2 separate regions of the Homo sapiens genome follow, and region 1 is linked to region 2. Evidence: chromatin loops called from intact Hi-C (ENCODE). Cell type or tissue: gastrocnemius medialis. All regions are shown on one strand. Each heading gives the region's core, and the rest is flanking DNA. Links, peaks and the distances in the headings are about the cores only. Region 1 has its middle 77 kb from the start of CTB-1I21.1. Region 2 overlaps KLHL3 (kelch like family member 3).

Evidence for each region. Hi-C counts contacts between places; a loop is a spot of excess contacts. Peaks named below come from ENCODE experiments on the same cell type or tissue, not always from the same donor. Only the 100,000 strongest peaks of a DNase experiment are listed, where the experiment ranks them.
Region 1: it touches region 2 in a loop (7-fold over the local background); 4 of 110 quality-filtered maps call a loop at or near these places.

Annotation. Positions count from the first base shown.
Region 1 is chr5:136,806,968-136,815,984 of GRCh38, forward strand. No RefSeq gene overlaps it. Among named protein-coding and RNA genes, the nearest start is that of CTB-1I21.1, 77 kb to the left of the region's middle. In gastrocnemius medialis, for the core only: no CTCF peak of the experiment used is centred there; DNase peaks (open chromatin) are centred at 3,754 and 4,784; H3K27ac peaks cover 3,025 bases.
Region 2 is chr5:137,619,073-137,628,089 of GRCh38, forward strand. KLHL3 (kelch like family member 3) reads right to left here. Exons shown (of 15, transcript NM_017415.3): 14 at 6,681-6,824; 15 at 1-3,054. The coding sequence ends at 3,026. Among named protein-coding and RNA genes, the nearest start is that of MIR874, 24 kb to the right of the region's middle. RefSeq lists an enhancer at 3,847-3,896. In gastrocnemius medialis, for the core only: no CTCF peak of the experiment used is centred there; DNase peaks (open chromatin) are centred at 649, 2,979, 3,329, 3,889 and 1 weaker place; H3K27ac peaks cover 7,817 bases.

The DNA of each region.
Region 1 (9,017 bases), core at 454-8,453, 810 kb before region 2:
TTTCTGTAAACCAAAAGTACAGAATTAAATCTATATTGGAGGCATTAAAGATCAGAAGTGGCAGAAAAATTCAATTTAGTGATAGAAACAGCAAACTTTAAAGTATGTTTAATAATTAGAGGAATGGGATAAATATTAAGATGGGAGTGATTATATATAGAGAGAAAACAGAGGCTAAACATTCCACCTAATAATTATATGAATTTCTAAGGAAAAATCCGGAATCATTAATATTGAATCAATACTGGAGAACATAGTTGAAGAACGTTCTGCATAGTTTTTTAAGGAGAATTTTAATAGGAAGATATTAGGGTGAGAAATCTTACTACATTCTCAGATAGAATCAAAGAAAATGACCCAAATTCAGATGTAAGTCTAAAATGGAATATTTTAATTATAAGTAAAAATAAAATTCTATAAGCATCCTTTCAGATGATCCACAAATGACCTGCAAAGAAATATATATCTGTATGATGATACACTTTTCCTCTGTGATACTAAGTTATAGAGAAAAAGAGAGAAATGGTTTTGAGGGGATAACAATAGAATACAATAATTCATATGTGAAAGCAACAGGAAAATACTCTCAGGTACACATGTTAAATAAATGTACCATCCACACGTCTATCTTTAAAATAATACTTGAAGAAATAGCTTCAATTGGCAAAATGACTCATAAGTCAAGAACCAGGATAACTTGTATAAAAGCATGGCAATTTCTTCTTCAATTCAAAGTCTCTGCCTTTAGGAAATAATTTTATATGCTATGATTTGTTATACAAAGATATTAATTGAAGCATTATTTCTTTTAGTTAAATGTTATAAACAAGCAAACTGACCAATATTTTCAAAATGTCCAAATGACAGATTATTCTTCAGTCATTGAAAGTAATATTGAGGAAAAAATTTAAGTATGTGAAAAAACACAAGAAAAAGTTAAATGAAGAAAACATGATAGAAGTTTGTTATGCAAAATAATATTTATTATGTAAAAACACAAAAGAAAATAGATCAGAAGAAAATATATTTGATGTCAACTATGGTGCCTCTAAATAGGAGGATTAGGATTGAGCTTTATGCTTTAATGCAGGTTCAAAAGTTTCTAGGAAAACCTTGAAGATAGGGATGGAGAAAGCAGAAAGAATCAAACTTTTAGAACTAGAAAAGACTTTAGAGATTGTCTAGTATTGTGGCTCCCAACCATGAAGCCATTTCTGGAAGTCTTTAAGCAATGTTTAGTGTTTCAAATAATAACAAGAAGGTACATTTATTACACATTCACTGCAAGCTAGTCACTATGATAACTCCTTTACATATACTCCCTCCAAGTTTAAGAAGAGTCATTCAGGTATTCATCAAAAGGTCTAGAAACCATATTTCAGGTCTTCTAATAACTGGTCCAATAGCCTTTCTAACACCCCACAATTCGCATGACTCTAGGTCTAGAGTGTTCTCATAGTGTTAATTGTTGGGACATTTGGTTTTCACTGGAGTAGATCATACTTTATTCTCAGGAGGAGAATATTTGGAATATTTTTGCAGAAGCACTTATAATGCAAATCTCTTGGAGCCTGATGGAATTGGCTTTCAAATATGACTCAACAACTTAAAAGCTGGATGGTTTTAGGCAAGTCAATTAACCTTTCTGAATCTCTATATCCTCACAGAAGTGTTGTAAGAATTTAATTAGATGACACATATGGAGTGCCTGGCACATTGCCTAGCATGTAAGCCTCCATTGTAACTATTGATTATCACCACCCTTTCACAGAGTCTTCAATATCTGCACTGATGATCCCATTTGACACTCTGACCTTGTAATCTGAAATGGGGAACACTCTATGTCCCATTTTCAAACATAATGGAGCAGCTTTCAATTGCCCTATAACTTGCTCCGAGTGCCCTCTTCTATTACGCTGTTTAATTGAACACTAAGTACTGCAGTTCCTCTTGGCAAGGGTTCTAAGGAGCTTCCTGCTTACTTGCAAATCTGCCTCTGACGCGGCCTATTTTCTTTGCCTCTCACAATGCCAATGGTAGCCTCTGTGGAGACCTCAAGCAAGGCTGGCTAAGCCACAGGTAGCAGGCAGCAGGCAACTTTCTCACATGAAGTAACTCCAGTGCCAGCCTGGCATGAATGTGGGCATTTCTGCTTTACTTACTCCTTTGGTCTAAGTCATGCAACAGACCCAGACCTACTGATGAAAGAAGTAAGTTACAAGACTGACATCTTCTTTCATCTGAATGGACAAGTTCCAGGAAAAAGGCAATGGAGGAAGGTTGGTTCAGAGACACATTTGGCTGCAAACTACCCCTCCAGTCCCCTCCTTTTCTCATCTTCTCACAGCCTGGCACAGACTATCACAATCCCAACAAGATTTCGCCCACTCTGCCCTCCCTTCTGGAACATTTTCCCATCCCCTTTGCAGTTCTTTACATTCTAACTACCCTGTAGACTTCAGTTTCGATCCCATTTTGCCCAAGAAGCATTCTCTTACTGCCCCAGCCTACTCCATTCCCTACCTCCCCTCAATGCCTGTGGCACTAGGTTATCTCCCTTACTCAACTGTGTTTCATAATTAGGACTCTGGAGTCAGAAAAAATGATCCTGAACCTAGCCTCTTCCTCTCATTAATCTTGAGAAAGTGAATTAAGAAAGTGAAAGTGATCTTGTGAGAAAAGTAATCTTGAGAAAGTGACTAATCTTTTTAAAGTAAGACTTCTCATTTGTAAATAGACAAGCTAATAATATATTTCTCATAGGAATGTTATGAAGATCAAATAAAATAATCCATAAAGAAGACTTAGAAAAGTTTCTTGTACATAGTTAACTATTTAATGAACATTTTCTAAGTTACTTAATTTTTTTTACTCTAAGTCCTATAGGGCAAGATTAATCATCTCTCAATCCATCCATTCTTTCATCCATGCACCCATCCAAGCATTTAACACCTGGAATCCCATAGATATATTAAACCCAGTCTTTGCCCTCAAAGAGCTGGCAGTCTTGCCAGAGAGACAGAAATGCAAACAGGTTTATTATGACATGATATATTTGAAAGGCTTAGGGCCCACCAATTGGAACTTGTCAATCTTCCCCAATAATGGGACAGCTAAGACAGACCACTCTCATTTGCCTGCAGTGTCCAACATCCTCATTGCTCTTGGGTCCTCACTGAAGCCTTTTGGTTCCAGAGAAAAAGCTGAAGGCTATGGCTACACAGGGGTCTAGAGGGACTTGTGCTATGTCCTGATTTCAATACCAGAGCAAGCTCCCTTTTGCTATATAGGAAATGGAAAACAACTTTTTAGCACAAGCTGCTGAAGCTTCTAGGACTCTTGCCAGGATTTTAGTTCATCCAAATCAATTATTCTAAGATCAAGGTCAGTGGACCAGCCCTGGACGTGATTCGGGAGTCAGACAGCAAAAGTTGCAGGTCATCTGATGCCTTGTCAACACCTTCCACCCAGCAAGTCAGTCTGAACCATCACCAACAATGAGAAAGTCTTGTCATTGGAAGATTTTCAGAGAAGTGGTTCCACAGGTGCCCTTTCCAATATGAGATTAATCATAAAATCTCTGAATCATCCTACAAAGCTGCAGGAGCACACGAATATAGAAATAGTGTCCAATTAGCTCAGGGGATTATAATAGCCTGTGAGCACAGCCTTAGTCAGGGCTGTGATTCCCATGTAAGCCAGCTGGCCTTTCTCTGATGCCAGCAGACTTAATGCTGATAGGATAACATGTGGCCTTCAAAAACCAAGGCAGAGTGTAGGCAGCTCTGCACCGTCCCCACGACCAAAAGTTATACCCTGAATTGTTGACATGCCTTTGCATATAACGTTCTTTCCAATTGGCATCATTTGCCTACCTGGCAGATCTCAGCTGTTCCACACAGACATTGCCTGTGTCTTCTCGGTTCTGTGAAATTCTCCTAATAGGCAATCAGTTATCTGATGCTTCCAAGGGTTCTATTCAATAGATATTTACGCGGTTCTCTTTTTAATTAGATGTGTACATGTCACTATATTTCTTTACTTTTATGCATGTCTGTATTTTCTGTTAGACTTGAACGACCCAAGGACAAGGGCATGTCTTCTCTATTCCAATGCTCAGCACACAGTTGGTAGCAGAAGATAAGCATAGATAGGATCAGATAAATAAATAAGAAAGTCAGAATTCCATCCACACTAGTGGAGAAGGCATAGCGTTGCCATCAGCAAAGAGCTAAAAGAAATGGAATAGGTTCCAGTGGTCTCTTGGCTCAGGAAAACGGGAAGCTTCTGAGCTGGGATGGGAAAGATATCAACTCAGCCCCTTGTTGGCTGTTTTCCCAGAGTTTAGCAACTCTTTTATCTTCCAAACACTTGGCTTTGCTTTTTTTCTAATTATTTGACTACCTTTTCTATTATCTATTTTCTTAAGGTTATTAACATCTTTTGTATCTGTGTGGTGCACCATCACATACCGTTTTCATTACACAGATACAATAGATGTCAATAATCCTAAGAATATTAGCTAAAATGCAGTCAAATAATTAGGAAGTGATAAGCTTTGAGTTCACATTACCTTTAAAAATATAATTTGTTTCATATTTAATTATATATTTATTTAATTATATACTTATATGATCTAGTTAATTGTAACTTTATATAATTTAATTTGTAACATCACTGTGTTTAACACTCAGCTTGGTGAATTCCTAAAAATAGAACAGTGAGCACTGTGAGCAGGCATGAGTCAGCTCCAGCAGCCCATTGTCAGGATGACTAACCCAGATCATTTTCCCTAACCATCTTTCCAGGACTCTGCACACCAGTGGGGATGCTTTACAGGAGAAGCCACACGCTCAGTACTGGAGACTTGAGCTTCAAACTTGTCCAGACATAAGCAAAAGCAAAGCAGTCTGGCCGGCAGGAGAACTGCCACTCTGCCCATCAGAAAGACTGGGGACTATCACCATCATTCTTCACAGAATTGAAAGAACAATTCTAAAATTCATATAGAACCAAAAAAGAGCCTGCATAGCCAAAGCAAGACTAAGCAGAAAGAACAAATCTGGAGGCATCACACTACCTGATTTCAAACCATACTATAAGGCCATCATCACCAAAACAGCATGATAGTGGTGTAAAAATAGGCACATAGACCAATAGAACAGAATAGAGAACCCAGAAATAAACTCAAGTACTGACAGCCAACTGATCTTCAACAAAGCAAACAAAAACATAAAGTGTGGAAAGGACACTCTTTTCAACAAATAGTGCTGGGATAATTGGCAAGTCACATGTACGAGAATGAAACTGGACCCTCATCTCTTGCCTTAAACAAAAATCAACTCAAGATGAATTAAAGACTTAAATCTAATACCTGAAACTATAAAAATTCTAGAAGATAACATTGGAAAAACCCTTCTAGACATTGGCTTAGGCAAGGGTTTCATGACCAAGAACCCAAAGCAAATGCAATAAAAACAAAGATAAATAGCTGAGACATAATTAAACTAAAGAGCTTTTTTATGGCAAAAGGAACAGTCAGCAGAGTAAACAGACAACCCAAAGACTGGGAAAAAATCTTCACAGTCTATACATCTGACAAAGGACTACTATCCAGAAGCCACAACGAACTCAAATCAGTAAGAAAAAAATAAATAACCCCATGAAAAAGCGGCCTACAGACATGAATAGACAATTCTTAAAAGAAGGCATACAAATGGCCAACAAACATGAAAAAATGTTCAATATCACTAATGATCAGGGAATGCAAATCAAAACCACAATGTGATACCACCTTATTCCTGCAAGAATGGGCCTAATCAAAAAATTTAAAAAAAAAACAGTAGATGTTGGTGTGGATGCAGTGAACAGGGAACACTTCTACACTGTTGGTGGGAGTGTAAACTAGTATAGCCACTATGGAAAACAGTGTGGAGATTCCTTAAAGAACTAAAAGTAGAACTACCATTTGGTCCAGCAATCCCACTACTGGGTATCTACCCATAGGAAAAGAAGTCATTATTCAAAAAATATACTTGCACACACATGTTTATAGCGGCACAATTCACAATAGCAAAATAGTGGAACCAACGCAAATGCCCATCAATCAACAAGTGAATAAAGAAACTATGGTATATATTTACGATAGAATACTACACAGCCATAAAAAGGAATGAATTAACAGCATTTTCAGTGACCTGGATGAGACTGGAGACTATTATTCTAAGAGAAGTAACTCAGAAATGGAAAACCAAACATTGTATGTTCTCACTGATATGTGGGAGCTAAGCTCTGAGGAAGTAAAGACACAAGAATGACACAATGGACTTTGGGGACTTGGGAGGAAGAGTGGGAGGGGAGTGAGGAATAAAAGACTACAAATATGGTGCAGTGTATACTGCTCGGGTGAAGGGTACACCAAAATCTCACAAATCCCCACTAAAGAACTTCCTCATGTGACCAAATATCACCTGTACCCCAATAACTTATGGAAAAATTTAAAAAAATAAAATAAAAAGAAAGACTGGGGACTATGAAGTCTACAAAGCAGGCCCATGCTCTCACCATTTGTTACAGATTAAGTCCTCTGACAAAGTAGTCCTTTGTCAGATGTGGGGGACTCTGTCATGGAGATATGTGTTTATTAGAGAATGTTATTGGGAACAACTGTGAGGGAGTGAAGGCAGCAGGACTGAGCAGGGGGAGATGTTAAACTGAGATGTACCTGAAAAGAGGACCCCAGCTGATCCCAGGGGAGCTCCAAAGCTGAAAGATTTTCCAGAATCATCACACATGGAGGCAAAGAGGCTGGGCCTTTGTGTGCCCACATCACTCAGTCGCTGAGTGTGATGTAGCATCGATCCCTGAGGAGATGTAACACTGGACAAGGAAACCCCTTCTTCCCAGGGCAATGCCTAAGGACAGACTCAGCTGTGAGCCACCTAGAAGTTGAGGCAGCTGGGAAATAAATGCCTTGGTGCTGCAAGGGGGTTGGGGGTGTCTGTCCTACACACACAACATCTCTTACACCTGAGAGGGTCCTGGATCAGCATCAGCTGGGAACTTGTTAGAAATGAATATGTTTAAGTCTTACCCAGGCCTCCTCCATCAGAAACTCTGGAGATGGGACCCAGCAATCTGTTTTGACAGGCTGCCCAGGTGACTCTGATGTATGTTGAAGTTTGAGAATAACTGCCTCATACCAGCAGTTCTCAGATTCTGTGGTCCCAGAACCACTTATCCTCTTCAAACTTACCGGGGATCTCTAAGAATTTTTGTTTATGTGGGTAATAGTTATATTTACCACATTATAAATGAAAGTTTAGAAATTTAAAAAATATTTTATTAATTTATTTAAGATAAGCTCATCTTTTTTATGAAAAATAACTAGATTTTCCAAATTAGGAAAAAAGTTAGTAAGAAAAATAGCATTGTTTCACAGTTTTGCAAACCTCTTCAATATCTAGCTTAATAGAAGTGAGCTGGATTCTCATAACTACTTTTATATTCAATCTGTTTTAACATATGTCATATATATAGCTCATGGAAAACTCCACTGTACACTTGCAAGAAAATGAAAAAGAAAAAGGCAGATAACAACTTAGCATTATTATAAAAATAGTTTGACCTCATGGACCCTGAAAGGGTCCCAGGGACCCCCACTTTGAGAAAAGCTGGCCCTAGCTTCGATAATGAAGCAAGAGGCCCAGGCTTTTAGGTCAGATATTGCTAGTTACTCATTTGTGGTTTGGGATTATGTCTTGGAACTTGTGAACGTTACATTTGGGAGATTGATTATGTTTTATCCGGTCATATCCTGAAGAGTACTTCCTCCCTATCCCCAGAAGATAATGCAATTGATTAAACTCAGACTACAAGCTTTGTCTGTTTGGCAGCGGCCCTAAGCTTTCCTGGAGTCTCTTCTGGGAGCACATGCTGCAGGGCTCATGCAGACTTGGCAGAGCTTATACGCAAAATCTGGGGCCCTCTTTCTCTGGTTCTCTCCATTCAGGGATTGCTCCCTTACTTTTGGGTATGTGTGGTGACCTTAAACTCAGACATCTAGTTTTTTGAATTGGAAAGAATATGGAGTTTGTAGCAGACTTTTAGCCACCCTACAGAATGCAGATTTCAGTTTGCTCTAGAGTCAAAAACCCCATACAAACCGCAGTCTCACACCACACCATTCCTTTGTTCTGAGTGTCATCCCCGCTCCAGAATCTGCCTGATGGTGTTCACTCTCCAGTCTCCTGTGCCTGCAGATCGTCGGTTTTGGATGCTTTGTCCAGTTTAGTTATCTGCAGGAGGATCAGACGGTCATGAGCTCCTCAGCCATAGAGCAAAGGAAGGGCCACAGGTCCTTAGGAAGCCCCATGCTTCCCTCCTGCTCACTCCTCCCGAGAAGGAAGAATGCTAACATGGATTCTAGGCCTCTGTGAGTAGAATCACTATGAGTTAAAGGGTTGGCACACAGCGCAATTCTTTTTTTTCTTTCAGCTTTTATTTTAGGTTCACGGGGCACACGCGCAGGTTTGTTACATGGGTAAATAGTGTGTCGCTGGAGTTTGGAGTACAAATGATCCCGTCACCCAGGGAGTGACCATAGTACCTGAGAGTCAGCTTTTCCGCTTTCTTTTTTTTTTTTTTTTTTTTTTTTTTTTTGAGACGGAGTCTCCCTCTGTCGGCGCGATCTCGGCTCACTGCAAGCTCCGCCTCCCGGGTTCACGCCATTCTCCTGCCTCAGCCTCCCGAGTAGCTGGGACTACAGGCGCCCGCCACCACGCCCGGCTAATTTTTGTATTTTTAGTAGAGGCGGGGTTTCACTGTGTTAGCCAGGATGGTCTCGATCTCCTGATCTCATGATCTGCCCACCTCTGCCTCCCAAAGTGCTGGGATTACAGGCGTGAGCCACCGCGCCCGGCCAGCTTTTCCGCTTTCACCCCTTTCCCCGTCCCCGATTTAGTAGTCTCCAGTGTCTATTGTTCTCATCTTTGTGTCTGCATGTTCCCAATGCTTAG
Region 2 (9,017 bases), core at 569-8,568:
TTATAAAAATATCTACGTTAAAATTTTAGCCTAAAAGCTATAGCTTCAATTTTATAAAAAGGCAATCTTTGAAAGGATCTGGCTCAGAAATATACAAACATTACACAACAGATATCAAAGTAAGACAGCTCAAAAAGCATCTTAGGGGATATTGCAACTGGCTTGTCGGGAACTAGAATTAAGTATTCTTATTGCATAGCAGAAAATGAGGTCAGTTTTATTTGCATAATACTGCAACTTTGTAGATGGAGAGATGCCATTGGGTACTTATGAGAAATAACTTTGGAATTCAGAATCTGACTTCTACATTGTTCAAATCAGTATCCAAGTGGCGTCTCGGCTGCTTCTAACCTTGGGCCTCAATTCCATTTCACCACCGCAATCAGATGACAGATATGCCACTGGCAAAGCTGCATTCACAAGCAGCCGTGGCCACCCTAAGTGGGGCAGTAAGAGGCTTCATCTACCACGTGACCAGCACAAACTAGAAAATAGCCTGCTGTGTCCACTGTGGAAAGAGAATCGTACCTGGTGATGAAGAGATAGCAGGTTTTGGTGGCATCTGTGGGCAGCTAGAGCAGATTGGCTTTGGTGATGACGTACCAGTGTTCTGGTCCCCGTGAAAAAGGATACATGAGGATGGAGTGCACATGGCCTTGGCAGCACGCCCAGTAGAGGCAGTGCTTTGTAGGGAGGGAGACATGAGGTGAAACCAATTGCAAAAATCCAAAAACAGAAAACATGACTGGCTAGCTTTCAGTGGAGGGACCCTTCCCCGGAAGACGACACATAAAAGTAGCCTCTCCCGCATGAAAGTCTAGCTTCTCAGTGGTGGGGGAGGGGCAGGGAATTCACCTATCATCTGAAATTGAGAGCTTCTGTGAATGGCATACATCAGATCCCAACCCCAGCCTCATCCCCATCACACAGACACACCGAAACAAGTCTCAAAATTTCCTCAGAGAAGGAGAAAGGACATTTCTCATTCCATCAGCTTCCAACCCACAGCCAGGTAGAGTTATGAAGCCACAGTCATCCCCACTTCATAGTGAGACCAGAGCACTCAACTAAAACATGCCTTGCTTCCTTTGGAGACATTTCTTCCAGGTCCCCCAAAGCTGGATATTTTAGCCTCTTCTGAAGGCTTCTAAAAATTCTGGGTACCTTGTTGTTCTCCAAGCATCTTGTTGAAGTAACATGTGCTTAACATCAGAAAGAGAAGTTTTGTCTTTAGGAGAGTTGCACATTTAGGGCACAATAAATATACAGTAAATACACAAAGTGGCTCACTGGCTGGGAAGACTTCGGGGTTTCTAACTGCAGGGGCTGGGGGATGCCAATCTCCTGCAGCACCTGCTTGGAAGTAGCCCAGTCGTATCAGAAGTCCAACATCAGGATTTATAAAGTTCCTTGGCTTCCTGTAGGTGGATTCTCAAAGTAGGGAGGGTGTCCCAGACTGCAAGGTATGAGACTATTCTCCAGACACAAGACTTCCCCTGCTTATGCCAGAAATTTCAGCATGAGCAATTTGCTAGTTTAGGAACAGCACAACTTTAAGGTTTTTTAAATACAAATTACTCCATGCCCCCTCAAATGCCCGCTCCTCAAGATGCTTGAAGTTCTATTGTTAATAATTTTTACCTGTGAATTAGCAAAGCTCTCACCAAGCTCCCTTTTTAAAATGCAAGCACATCTTAGGAAGCCTCAAATCCAAGGCCCACTGATATCTCCTACCTCACAGGGAAAGCAGTAGTGGGGTTCTTGGGGGTTGGGGAGAGGGTGCACACCCTGGAATAGGGGGAAAGCACAAGAAAAAGAAGACAAGGACATTAGACAGACTTGACCACTGTCACAAAGTGCCAAGGGCCAGCTCTAGTGGTATATTCCTTTGAAGCCATCCAATGTCCATCTGAATCACACACGACCCCATCCAACACAGGCACAAATCTATCTTTGGGTCTGGAGGAGGGTGACCTCTTATTTATCCTCCAGACCAGAACACTTCTGAGTAAAATGGGGTGCTGTGAATAATTAAACTGGGATAATAAGTATAAATGGGGACTGTCCTGTCCTGGGAAAACCTAAAAGTAGGACCCTCTCTGAGACCATTATAGGCAGGAACTGAATCCTTACCACTTTGGTTTTTTGTTTTTTTCCTGTTTTTGTTTTGTTTTGTTTTGTTTTTCAGTGTTACCCGAGGCTTCTCTGAAGAGCTAGTTTTCCCAGCTGAAGAGACATAACACCTCCCAGGCCTGGAATCTATGACATCAAAGACCAATGGCCTAAACCTGAAGACTGGGCAGTTCTCATCTGCTTCCTGTAGGAGAACTCAAGGAAAAACAGTGAGCTGAGAAGCACAGGGAACCCATTTGTCCCTTATTCTAGCACACAGAGGACACGGTGCAGCTTCGAGAATTTTCCAGCTCTTCTGCAGACAAAGTCACAGTAGTTAAAGTACATAAGTGGGTGTGGCCAGAGAACTGCCCCTCTCACTGGTTATTTCTGGACATTCCCAGACTGTCCAACTGGACCTTCAGAAGAAAGCAGCTTTAGTAGTCTCAGGGTCCCCATGGGACAAATCCAGAAGAGAGGTCTCTGTGACTTGATTTTTAACACAGCGAAAGGATCAGTAGTAAAGAAATCCAGTAGACTGTCACACACGCTCACCCCCCAACTTAGAGAAACATAGAGAAACACCATGGTCTACACACACACACACACACACACACACTCCAGGGTCTGTATTGTCCCTGTAGAAACACCAAAACAAAGCCCAAAGGTGCTGCCTGGGGATGTCAAGACCCCCCTTGCTCAGGGCATAGGCCAGAGCACCTCAGGGGAACGGGGGTGGGTAATGGTGTCCACACTGCGATGAACAACACCAGTCTGCCAAGTCAGAGGAGAGCGGTTCTCACAGCAGCACAGACCCTCCCAAGCAAGTTGAATCCAGTCACCAAGGTCCTGCTGTTCAGAGTCACAGGCAGCACCTGCTCCTTCCTCCACCTCCTGGCAGTAGGAGTTTGGGTCACAAGGACTTGTGAATCACGGCAACACCTAATAAGAAAGGGGGAGAAAGTTATCATCTTAGCTTCTCCAAAATTACTCAGAGTCCCAGTGAGTTCATGAATCCAAGATATCCTGAGTCACAGCCAAGGGAAATGTGTGCAATTTTTATCCTAATATTGAAGTGGACTCAGGCTGCTAGCAGCTGGCTGTTCCCCACTCCAACAGCCAAGTCCTGGCAAGACACTTGAACCTACGAGCACAGTCCCTCAAACACCACTGACTAGTGGCCTCACCCTGTGTCATCACATGGACTCACTGTGGTGACTCCCATCCCCAGCCCTAGCACCCAGCCCAACAATGCTCAGCGCCCAGGGGCAGCTATGCAGTTCTAAATTTGAATCACTGTAAGAGAAGCAATGGGTGATTCATCTCTACTTTTAGAAGACACTGGAATGAAGCGGAAAGTACAGCAGGCTGCCTTCATGGGAGCAAGAAAGACTGAATTCCATTCCTAGCTCTGCCACCAGTCAACCTGCACTATGGCCTTTGGCAAGTTCTTTGACCTCTTTAGGCTCAGTTCCCACACAAATGTCATCTAAGAGACCCTGCCAGTGTGACAATCTCGACTTTGATAAATGCTCCAGACATGTATGCTATGTTACTGTTTTAGTCCGAGTGAACCATGCTCAGCACCTAACTATAAATCCACGCATGACCCAAAATCTCACTGTAAGGGACTGAGGCTACATGGCAGATATTACAGGTTGATTCCGTCAACATCCTTCCTACTTGCTATCCTCGACTACAGCCACCAGCAAGTTGCAAGCTCAGGTTCCCAGACTGCCTGGCAGCTAGATGTGCCACGTGACCCAGTGCTGGCCACTAAGACTGTAAAGGCAAGTGTGCCAGTGTTGCAACGCTGGCTTTGTTCTTGTTGTGACTGGAATGCTCACGCAAGGCCAAGGGGAGGCAGCAGCCCTTGATAAAGCTGGCAGAATAGAAAAGAGAAGAGAAACCTGGTTCTGTCAGTCTGAGCCCCCAGGCCAACCTTGGATTTCTTTCTACTTGAGACAAATACACTCACTTCCTTATTTAGGAAAGTATCTGTCAGGGTTTCTGGTGCCTGTTGCTAAATGAAATCCTAACTTACAGGTGTTTACAGGCAGGATATTACTGCAGCCTTATTTTAACATAGTCCCACAACTATGAAATGTTCTGATTGAAGATGAGATTGAGAGAACATGGCTAAAATCAAGCCAGGATACCCCACTGGAGATATTCTGCTAAGACATCTATTTCCTGTTTATTCCTGGCTAAAGGTGCAGACACAGAAGCTTCAAGGCAGGCAGAACCTGAGTCCAGGTGCCTGGTCTTGACAGCATCTTACTTGAATCTCAGACATCTCTTTCAGAAGGTAGCTTTTTTTTCTTGAAAGCAGGCTCCTGTGTTGCTTTTTCATATAACCTTTATCTTAATAATAAAAGTAATATATTCTCATTATGGGAAATCTGGAAAATGCAGAACACAAAGAAAAAATCTTTAATCCCTTCACACAAAGAAAACCACCACTGTCTTTTTGGAATACTTTCTAGCATCTAACAATAATCACAATCATTTACTGCATGGTGTCTAATGCCAGGCAGGCATTGTGCTTAGCTCTTCACAAGTATTACTGCATTTCATTCTCACAGCACCCTAAAAGGCTTAGTCTAATTTTATTCCCATTTTACAAATAAGACAACAGGGGTTCAGTATGATAGAATACCTGGCCCGGAGACCCAGGGCTAGTGGCAGAGCTGGGATTCAAATTCATATCTGACTCCAATATCCATCTGTAGAAGAAGCAGCAGCTATTCAACCCCCACTCCCACTACCACCAATACAGGACTATATGCGTGAGTTCACAAGGTTCATACAACTTTGCATCCTTTTTTAACCTAACAGGCTATTACAAATGTTTTCTCATAACATTAAAAATCCATAAACTATATAAATATCCCATAGATTATTAGCTATTTCCCTCATGTCAGACATTAAGTAATTCTCAGTTTTTTGCTATTACAAGTAAGGCCCCAATAAATTTGTCCATAAATCTTTGTATTTTGGAGCATTTCCTTAGACTTTAAGATAATAGACTCAGTAAGTGGGTTTGAACATAAAATTGCAGGTTTGCTTGTCTCCTTCCTACCTACTTCTGGAGAGGGCAGACAATGAAGAAAGGGACATGAAATATTCAGCATATATATGAAATTCTAACCACCCACACTTAACTCTTCCCCTCTCATTAAGGCACACATGGAGTCAAGGGAAGATTCCTCACTTGTCTCACTCATCCCAGAACAGAATTACTCCAGGACCAAACTTCTTCTAAAATGTTTTATACTTAGCCAAGAAAAGTATTACAAGGTGAAAAAAACTCTAAAGGAAGAAAAAAGTTAAAGTTCATTACAACAGAAGTCTTATGTTGAAAGAATGTGCTGCAAACTCCTTCAAATTTGCACAGCACAATCTTCCTCTGCAGTCAAACAAGATGGAATGACTGACCTTTATAATGCAAAATGGGAATCGGAAGAATATTCCTGGAGTCGTGGTATGGATTAAAAGAGATAATGACTATAAAATACTTTGGATAATGCCTGGTATGTTCTGTGCATGCTGGATCAATAATGTTATCTCTATTCCAGGTTCTGGAAAACCAGATACAAGGAACTGAACTACACCATGGATATATATTTGCTCATCTCCCCATGGACCCAACCTTAGTAGTACCAACTCTGATGCCACCCCTGCCCCTGCTACTCACCAAACCCCTCACACACACTCCCCAAGAAGCTTCCACACCCGCCTGGTGCCTTACTCTAAGGCTTACCCTGAGCTGGGGTAGCACAAAGGGCATGGACTTAGAACTCTGGGTTTGAACTCTGACTTTGCCATTTATTAGCTGTGTGGCCTTCAGCAAGTTACTTAAACTCTCCAAACCTGTTATATCATCCATAAAATAGACGGATAGAGTCCCATTCAGCCCAAGGGTTGTTGAAAAGATGAGAACAAATGCACACTCTGTTCCTAACACACTGCCCCATGGCACGGGGCCAGCCACGCAGTAAAGGACAGCTATTTGTGTGATTGTGATCCACCCTCAAAGTTTAATTGAGCCTATCTCCTCCAGGAAGGGTTCCCTGGCTTTGCCAGTTCTCACCAGTCTTTCATGTGCTAAAACCTGTCTAGCGTATGTCATTTAGAACTTGTATATGCATCATCTTGTCTTCCCAGTTGTCCAATTCGACCCTGGACAACAACAATCGCATCTTATGCCATCTAGGAGCCTGGCACAAAGTAAACCAGGAATGGCAATGAAATTCTAAAATCACTTGTGACAACTCAGTTCAGTTGGAAGTGGTTCGATGGAATGAATGTTATAAATTCTGAGGCTATCTTCAGGTTCACAGGGTTCGGGCAGGGGCAGGGGTTAATAAGTGCTAATTATCAATATCTGTCATGAGTGCAGAATGAAGGAGTGGTGGCCATGTAACAATTACCTGTCATCCCTGGAGGAGGCACTCAGGCCCAAGTTAAGCAAGCTCACATCCCCTCATCCCACTGGCCCACCCAACCCTCATTCCCCCAGTGTGTTGGAGGCCTCTCGGATGGGCATGGAGATGGCACACACTGACCTGCATAGCTCCGCCCCGTGCTCATGTTCGTTGGAAGCAGCGTCCATTTGTCAGTGACAGGATTGTAGTACTCCACCGAAGCCAAGTTGCAGGATCCATCATCCCCTCCAACCACATACAGGAGCCCATTTACTGCACAGACCCCTGTGAGTCAAACAAAAGCCATGGGAGACATCACAGCAGGTGCACTAAGAGATCAGAATTGATCAAGAGACAAATCTGGATAGCCTGGGAGGCTCTTTTCCTCCCTTCATGGCAATACAACAGAGATTTGGCTCCACAGGTTTGAGTTTGCTAAGTGAAAGAAAATATTGACAACAGCCACTGGGCTCCAAGGATCCTTCTTCCTAACAGGATCATTTCTCTGACCAGGGAGTTTTGATTACTTATAACGTGTATGCCCCCCGCCACACACATACCTATACTATAAGTATGTAGAGCATATGGGCACAGACCCCTCTTTAATGGAAAGGTGTATACAGACCTCCTGTGCCAGGCCTGAGCTAGGGAATAAGACAATTCAGGGGACTTCATGCATGCTACTCCTTCTCTGCTGCTAAGTTTTTCCCTGATAAGCCCTATGTTATATTCACACTGTGTGATGCTGATGGTTATGTCTCTAATCCCTTTACAAGACTGGGTCTACATTCACACACAACTCCCAGGGATGCAGAACAGCTCCTACTCTGATCTCAAAGGGAGATGGATTTTGGGCAAGGTCTCATACAGCAGGGTCTAAGGCATAGGAAAATGTAATGAATTATTGCTCATTAAGACTTTCAAAGGCCACAGTCCAATATGTTGTGTATTTTTTCAAAATTAGATTAAGGGATTGGTGATACTCTAAAAAGTAGTAATTATCAGTGTTGCTGAAGGTACTCTCAAATACTGGTGAGACGAAAAAATGGACACCCTCCTGGATGGCGTCTAAAATACATGTGCTTCCTCTGATTAAAAAATTCTACTTCTGGCCAGGCACAGTGGCTCACACCTGTAATCCCAGCACTTTGGGAGGCCAAGGCAGATGGATCACTTGAGCCCAGGAGTTCAAGACCAACCTGGGCAACATGGTGAAACCCTGTCTCTACAAAAAATACAGAAATTAGCCAGGCGTGATGGCGCATAACTGTGGTCCCACCTACTCAGGAGGCTGAGGTGGGAGGATCTCTTGAGCCCAGGAGGCAGAGTTGCAGAGCCAAGATTATGCCACTACAATCTAGCCTGAGAGAGCGAGATCCTGTCTCAAAAAAAAAAAAATCCATTTCTGGCCTTTTATTCTAAAGAAATAATTTTAAATGTGTGTACTAATTTAGCTATAAAGACCATTTATAATCACTCAAGTATTACTTATAGGATAGAAAAGATGGAAATAACCTGTGTCCAATAGTAGATTGGTTGTTTAAATTATGATATAGTCATTTAAAATAATATCATATAAATAAGTTTAGTGTTGTAATAAGACGTTCATGAGAGATTGTAAAGTGAGTTTTTTTAAAAAACAGGTTATAAAATAGTGTTATAGTGTAATTCCATTTTTGTTATTAAAAAATAGAAATATCTATGTATGAATTTTATACAAACACACATTTACATCTAAACTGAATTCCCAGGTTCTAGATAGACTAGCTGCCTTAAGGGTCCTGTAATTCTTTGCTCATGTGGCTTAAAGCCAAATGAGAACTTGGCAGCAGGCTTAGGCAATGAGTAAATTAGTAAATATCACCACCCCCCCCCCCGGTTTACACTTCCAAGTCAGCCACGAATGGGCTTAGCAAACAGGTAATATGAGAATAATGAAAATGGATCTGCCTGAAAGTCACCTGTGTGTCCTTCCAGCCTGGGAAGTTGGGCTAAGCCAACACTTTCCTAAAGCAAAGAGGCATAAAGGATATACTGACACAGTACACGACCCACAAGGCAAAGCTCAAAAAGGAAATAGCTTAAAAGGGGCCTCATGCTCCAAGAAATATAAACCTAAATACACTACAGTAAATCTTTCCTACAGGAAGGCATAGGAGACAAGAAGGAAAGCAAAGACAGGAATACAAAGAAAGCAATAAGGAAAGGAGAACTCATCAAGGGTCCAACTGTCCCTGCAAGGAAGGAGACTGCTTTCAAGTAGGAAGTGAGAAGTTCTCCTAGCCAGGCACTGGCAAAGAAAAGATAGAACCAAGTGCCATTGTCTGGCCCTTGTCCACAGAGCCCTGTCCTTAGCTACCTACTAAAGCTGTTGGGCAGCGGGCACTGATGGCAACCAGAGGACTTTCCCAGGTCTGTGCTCATCTGTGTGCGGTAAAAGTCATCACCCTTCACTGCGGGGAAAGGGGATCCTCTGCA